Regions from separate parts of the Mus musculus genome. Here region 1 is linked to region 2. The links are chromatin contacts, found by POLR2A ChIA-PET in ENCODE. All regions are on one chromosome and are shown on one strand. Each heading gives the region's core, a stretch centred on a gene start or an enhancer-like site at or near the end of the contact. The rest is flanking DNA. Distances are from core to core; before and after follow the strand shown.

Region 1 (2,700 bases), core at 82-2,581, 77 kb after region 2:
GCCAACTGGAAAGAGTACAGAAAGAGCTAGCTCCTGACCTTTACACACAAGGTTCCAGCTCTCCCCAGGATGGGACAAACCATTCTGGTACCAATCCTAGGGAACTTGAACACAGAATAGAAAGACAGGGTTTTGACCACTGGTCAGCTGGGTTGTGGACCTTACAGCATCCATCTCTAAGGGACCTCCTAAGATCATATCCCTAAGGTGCCCCCTTACTGTTTAGACCCACGGTAGTGGTGATTTTGGATAGACTCATCCCCTTGTAGTTCTTGTTAAAGCGTGTTTTTGACTGTTCCAGGAAAGTCTGAGGAAAAAAAGAGAGGGGGTTAGATAGCAGCAGCTAGAGTAGTTTTCTGGTGTCCTTCCCACCTATCCCTTCACACCCATGCAGCCATGCACGCCTCTGCCTGTGGCTTGATCTTCAGGAGGCTGGTGACTACTAACCTGTAGCCTTGGGGCGGGGGTTAGATCAGGCAGGGAATGGGAACTGGTGAGAGAGCAGGGACCTACCGTCTTCCCAGCATTGTCCAGGCCCAGGATCAGGATGCAGTATTCATCCTTCTGGAACATGTACTTGTACAATCCCGAAAGCAGCGTGTACATCCTGTTCTGGCACCCTGAGAGATGTCAATGTGTGTACCGGGGGCATCGGCCTCCTGCCCTGCCCGCTTCATCAGCGGTCCGCCTCTCCTGCTAGTTTTCAAATGTGTAGCCTCGCGGATCCTGACTCTTCGCCCCCATCCCGCCTCTTCTGTTAAAATCCCTGACCCTGATTCCCCCGATGCCATCGCTGACCACGTGCTAGACCTGGGCCACTCCCACTTAATGTCATCTTTCATAATGCACCATCAATTCGGAGTCCTGAAAAGCCCGTGGCGGCCTGCTCTGCTCCGCCTTCCTAAGGCTCCTCTTTCCGAACCCTCAACTCAGAACCAGGAAACGCGGCCGGCGACTTAAGTCTAGGAAGCGACCAGAGAGGCAGAGCTCCTGAGGAGGGTCGGCTTCGGCTTCCCGCCGCCGCCGGGCCCACGGAGCCTGGGAACCAGCAGCTGAAGCCACTTCCGTCCCCCTGTTCCAGGACTTTAGAACCCCGGCCCCTCAGTCCAGCTGAGGCCCACCCGTACCTGCTCAGATCTTGGAGGAGGAGCCGCCGCCGCCGCCGCCGCCGCCGCCGCGTTCCTAACCCCACCGACCTCACGCTGACCCCTCACAGTGCCTGACGGAACAAGGAGCGAAGGACGGAGCACGGGCGGAATCGCATCCCAGCGGCCCCCGCGCGCAGGTACTTCCGGCAGCTTCGGCTCTCCGGCGGAAGTGCCCGGCGGAGGGCAGAAGGCTAGCGCGTGAGCTTGGCTGGCGAGGGCGGAAGCCCTTCTAGCCTGCGAGCGCCGGCCGGAGGTGGGGTTGCGGGCCGCAGAGGACGGGGCGGGTGACGTGCAGGTCCCCCTCGGCGGAACCGCGGCCCTCCTCAGGCTCCCTAGCGGTTTTGGGGGCGGCGTTGCCCTGAGTTGTTCTTACTGCTCTTCCTCCTGTTTTTGTCTGCGGTAAAGGTTCCGAATCCTGCCTGCTGGGTCGGGATGGACGAGGACAACCTAGAGACTGCCCTGCAGACCTACCGGGCCCAGCTGCAGCAGGTAGAGCTGGCGCTCGGTGCTGGCCTAGACGCTTCTGAGCAGGCGGACCTGCGTCAGCTGCAGGGCGATCTAAAGGAGCTGATTGAGCTCACCGAGGCCAGCCTGTTGTCGGTCAGAAAGAGCAAGCTGCTGTCTACAGTGGACCAGGAGAGCCCAGCTCAAGAGGATGCTGAGTACCTGGCTTTCCAGAAGGCCATTGCGGAGGAAGTGGAAGCGCCCGGCGCCCCCTGCAATGACTCGGAGACGGCCCCTGGGAGCGAGGTGCAGCCGGGATCCACCTCCTCTGCACTGGAGGAGGAGGAGGAGGACCCAGATCTGGAGGAACTGAGCGGTGCTAAAGTGAATGCCCCCTACTACAGCGCTTGGGGCACGCTGGAGTATCACAACGCTATGGTAGTGGGCGCCGAAGAGGCGGAGGATGGTTCTGCGTGCGTCCGAGTCCTCTACCTATACCCTACCCACAAGTCCCTGAAGCCCTGTCCGTTCTTCCTGGAGGGAAAGTGCCGGTTCAAGGAGAACTGCAGGTAAAACCCTCTGCTGCTAGCAATGAAGGGCACGCAGTCGGGACCACCGCTGTGGCCTGTCGCCACAACTAGTTTGGCACCCAGCAGAGTTGGTAATAGAGTCCAAACCTTAGGTGACTGACAGGCTTTTACAGAAGTGTTCTCCGTGTGTTTACTTAGATTTTTCTTGCATACATCAAGAAGTTTGAAAGAGCTTATGTTGAAAAGATAGGGCAATCCTTCATCAATATTCTTCTCCAAGGTGTAAAACTTTTTTTTTCCCCTTTGAGATAGCAGTGTAGTAACTCTCGATGTCCTTGAATTCTTGATCCGTCAGCAACTCTACTACATCCTGAACGCCTTCAGTTTCCAAATGCTAGGATTACAGGTGGAGGCCACCACTTCTACTGGGCTACATCTCCAGCTCGGAACCTTTTTTCTTTTTTTCTCTTTTTAAAAATTTATTGACTATGCTGAGGATGGAATTAGGGCCTCCAGCACACCAGGCAACCAACTACTGTACACCTTAGCCCCATCCCAGCTCCTGTAGTTTGCATAGT
Region 2 (2,700 bases), core at 72-2,571:
ATAAAGTCCTAGGTTAGTTCCAGGTCAGTCTTAAATATTTTTTCCCCTCTCTCCTTTTGTCATTCTGTATGTCTTGGAACTCATTCTGTAGACCAGGCTGACCTTCAACAACATCTGCATCTGTTTCCCACATGCTCGGATTATGGCCTCAGTCTAGATACTAAGACTGTCTAGGAAGGCAGGGAGGAGGGAAGATGAAATGTAGGGACTAGTAAACCTTACCATAAGGCAGGCCCATTCCATGAGTTGGTCTCCTGGCACAGAAGGGACACCTAAATATCTTTTCAGGTAGGTCACAAAGTGGGTTAATCTATGGCCTAGGTTTGTTTTTCTCAGTCACATACGCACATACACTGACATGTTTGTTCTTGGCACTCTCCATTTTATATCCAAATGGTATGTATGTATGTGTACTCCAGGATGTCTTCCCAGAAAGCTTTCCATATTTCCTATGAAGAAACAAACTAGACAGGTAGTCATATTATCGATTTAATTTTAACTTATTAAGAATGATAATTTGAAACTGTTGGGTTTGAAATGTTTTCAAGACAGAGAACATTGGCTCAGCAGTGAAGTAACCAACTAAATACCTAAAAATGTCACCAATCGTGACTAAAACTGGGCCAACCGATTCGGTTCCCAGCAATAAGATTATCCACTCAAAATAATTCCCTCCAACCACACAGTTCTACAAATGGGTCCCCATCAACGTGGTTCCCATCTGACAGGTCCACCCTGACATGGTTCCACTGATATCAAGTACCTATCCTGATGATCCTGGCCTCTAGATTCAGTTCCAAGCCAGGGGTTCAGCAATACGGGTCCCACCCATGAGTCGTTCCCAATCTTTCCACCCGCCCTCAGGAACCCGACCCATCTGGTGCCCACCGATGGGTCCCAAACACCACCACTCCCGCCTAACCGCTCCCCACTCCTCCAGCCCCTTCCGCCTCGGCTTTCACGGACGACCCGACCCTGCCTCTGGCGAGGCCAAGATGGAGGCCGGAAGCGAGCCGCCTTCGCGAGCCCTCCCGCCAGGCGCCCGCGCCCGCCCGCCAGCCTGACGCCGCCGCGCCTGACGCCGCCGCCGCCCTCGCGCGCCCGCCGCCCCTCCCCCGGCCTCCCCTCCCCCCGCCGTAACGTCCTGACGCTCCGCAGGGACCCCTGACTGGACGGCGGCGCGTGAGCGGCGCGAGAAGCCTCGCCGCGGGGGTGCGCGGGCGCGCCGATGCCGCTTACCTGGGCCCACACGGGCCTGCTCCGGCGCCCGGCTGTGACGGGTGCGGCGGCGGGTGGTGGCGGTGGCGGCCGCAGCCTTCGCTCCTTGTTGGGGATTCGGCGGCGGCGGCGGCGGCGGCGGCGGCTCGGGCGCGCGCTTCCTAGTGACGCAACACCGAGGCCGCGCACGCACGGGCCGGGCGGGCCTGGAGACTTATTTGGCGCCCAGCGCGGAAGCGAACAGTGTGGTGAGATACTGCCCCCGTAGGACTCTTGTGCGCCTGCGCGTGTGGTCTGCGTGCCTGCCCAATTAGGTGTTCTGTGGTTCAGGCCGAGGTTTGTAGTCCTGGCGTTTGGGCTCCACTAGGGAACCGAGTATCCCAGGTGTGTGCTTTGCAACCCAGCCTCGGCCTTGCAGTGACACTGTCCTAAAACTCATGTGCGGACGTTCTTAACCATTTCTGACAGAATCGTGTTTCTTTTTTTTAAAATTGAAGGCATTGCGAATTTGCTTTTTCAAACTACTCAGTGCGGAGCGGTGTTTTCACGAAGTTGACCAACTGACATTGCAGCGGGTAGTCCAACATGATTTAAACTTTTTTTTTTTTAAACGGACTCGCTATGTAGATCAGACTGACTTGGAACTCAAAGAGCCCCGAGTTCTGAGATTAAAGTGTGTATCACCATGCCCGGCCCATTATTTAAAGTTTTAAATGAAATTTAAAAGTTAAGTGTCGGGGTTGGGGATTTAGCTCAGTGGTAGAGCGCTTGCCTGGCAAGCACAAGGCCCTGGGTTTGGACCTCAGCTCTGAAAATAAATAAATAAATAAGACAAAAAGTTAAGTGTCTTAAGTATCTTGGAGCCATAAAAGTCTCATGGAGGGCCTTGGGTGCCCGAAGAATTTCTTTTATTTTTCTAACTTGTAGGGAAGGTCGCGTATTTAAGGTAACCAACATTTATTAAGTTCCTTACAGTTGAAAGCCAAAGACAAGCAGTTCTTGTGTGGTTCAAAGGTAACATCAGGTCCTGTCAAAATGAGACTTGTTTATCTTGGCCCTGGTGGAGCCTGGGCACCCTGTTAGACATTGTAGTCTTGGCAGTAAAACCCTTACCTTCCCCACCACCCCTTGCTTTCAAGCAGCTGAAGACAGCCAATTCTAAGTGCCAAGCCAGCTCTCAGAATGTGATCACTAGAATTAAGGGCTTCAGGATCCCTGCTCTGCCCATCTTAGAATCCTTAGAGTAGAAATGGATGTCTGCTTGGACGGGAACAAGAGTTCACTGTTAACAGGGTGGCAGCTAGAATGGGAAACTAACAAGCAACATTTTCACGTAATTAACACTGTAAATAAGAGACTTGCACTTTCACTCTGAAGGAGATGAGGAAGTCTTTGTCATTGCTGTTTGTTTTGGTTATGTGAGTTTGTCATTGCAAAAATAAATGCTAATGAGATCAAATGGTCTGGCTAGAGAAGAGCTGG

Evidence for each region. ChIA-PET counts read pairs that join two places held with the same protein, here RNA polymerase II (POLR2A).
Region 1: POLR2A ChIA-PET joins it to region 2 with 10 read pairs in Patski. The contact joins the promoter of Zgpat here to the promoter of Gmeb2 in region 2. POLR2A ChIA-PET finds 5 or more read pairs at or near these places in 2 of 5 experiments (Patski and embryonic stem cell).

What each region holds. Positions count from the first base shown.
Region 1 is chr2:181,364,092-181,366,791 of GRCm38, forward strand. It overlaps Zgpat (zinc finger, CCCH-type with G patch domain), which reads left to right and starts at 1,332. Exons shown (of 6, transcript NM_001048148.1): 1 at 1,332-2,161. The coding sequence starts at 1,581. It overlaps Arfrp1 (ADP-ribosylation factor related protein 1), which reads right to left and starts at 1,313. Exons shown (of 8, transcript NM_029702.4): 1 at 1,128-1,313; 2 at 514-620; 3 at 220-307; 4 at 1-5. The coding sequence starts at 606.
Region 2 is chr2:181,286,645-181,289,344 of GRCm38, forward strand. It overlaps Gmeb2 (glucocorticoid modulatory element binding protein 2), which reads right to left and starts at 1,322. Exons shown (of 10, transcript NM_198169.2): 1 at 1,240-1,322.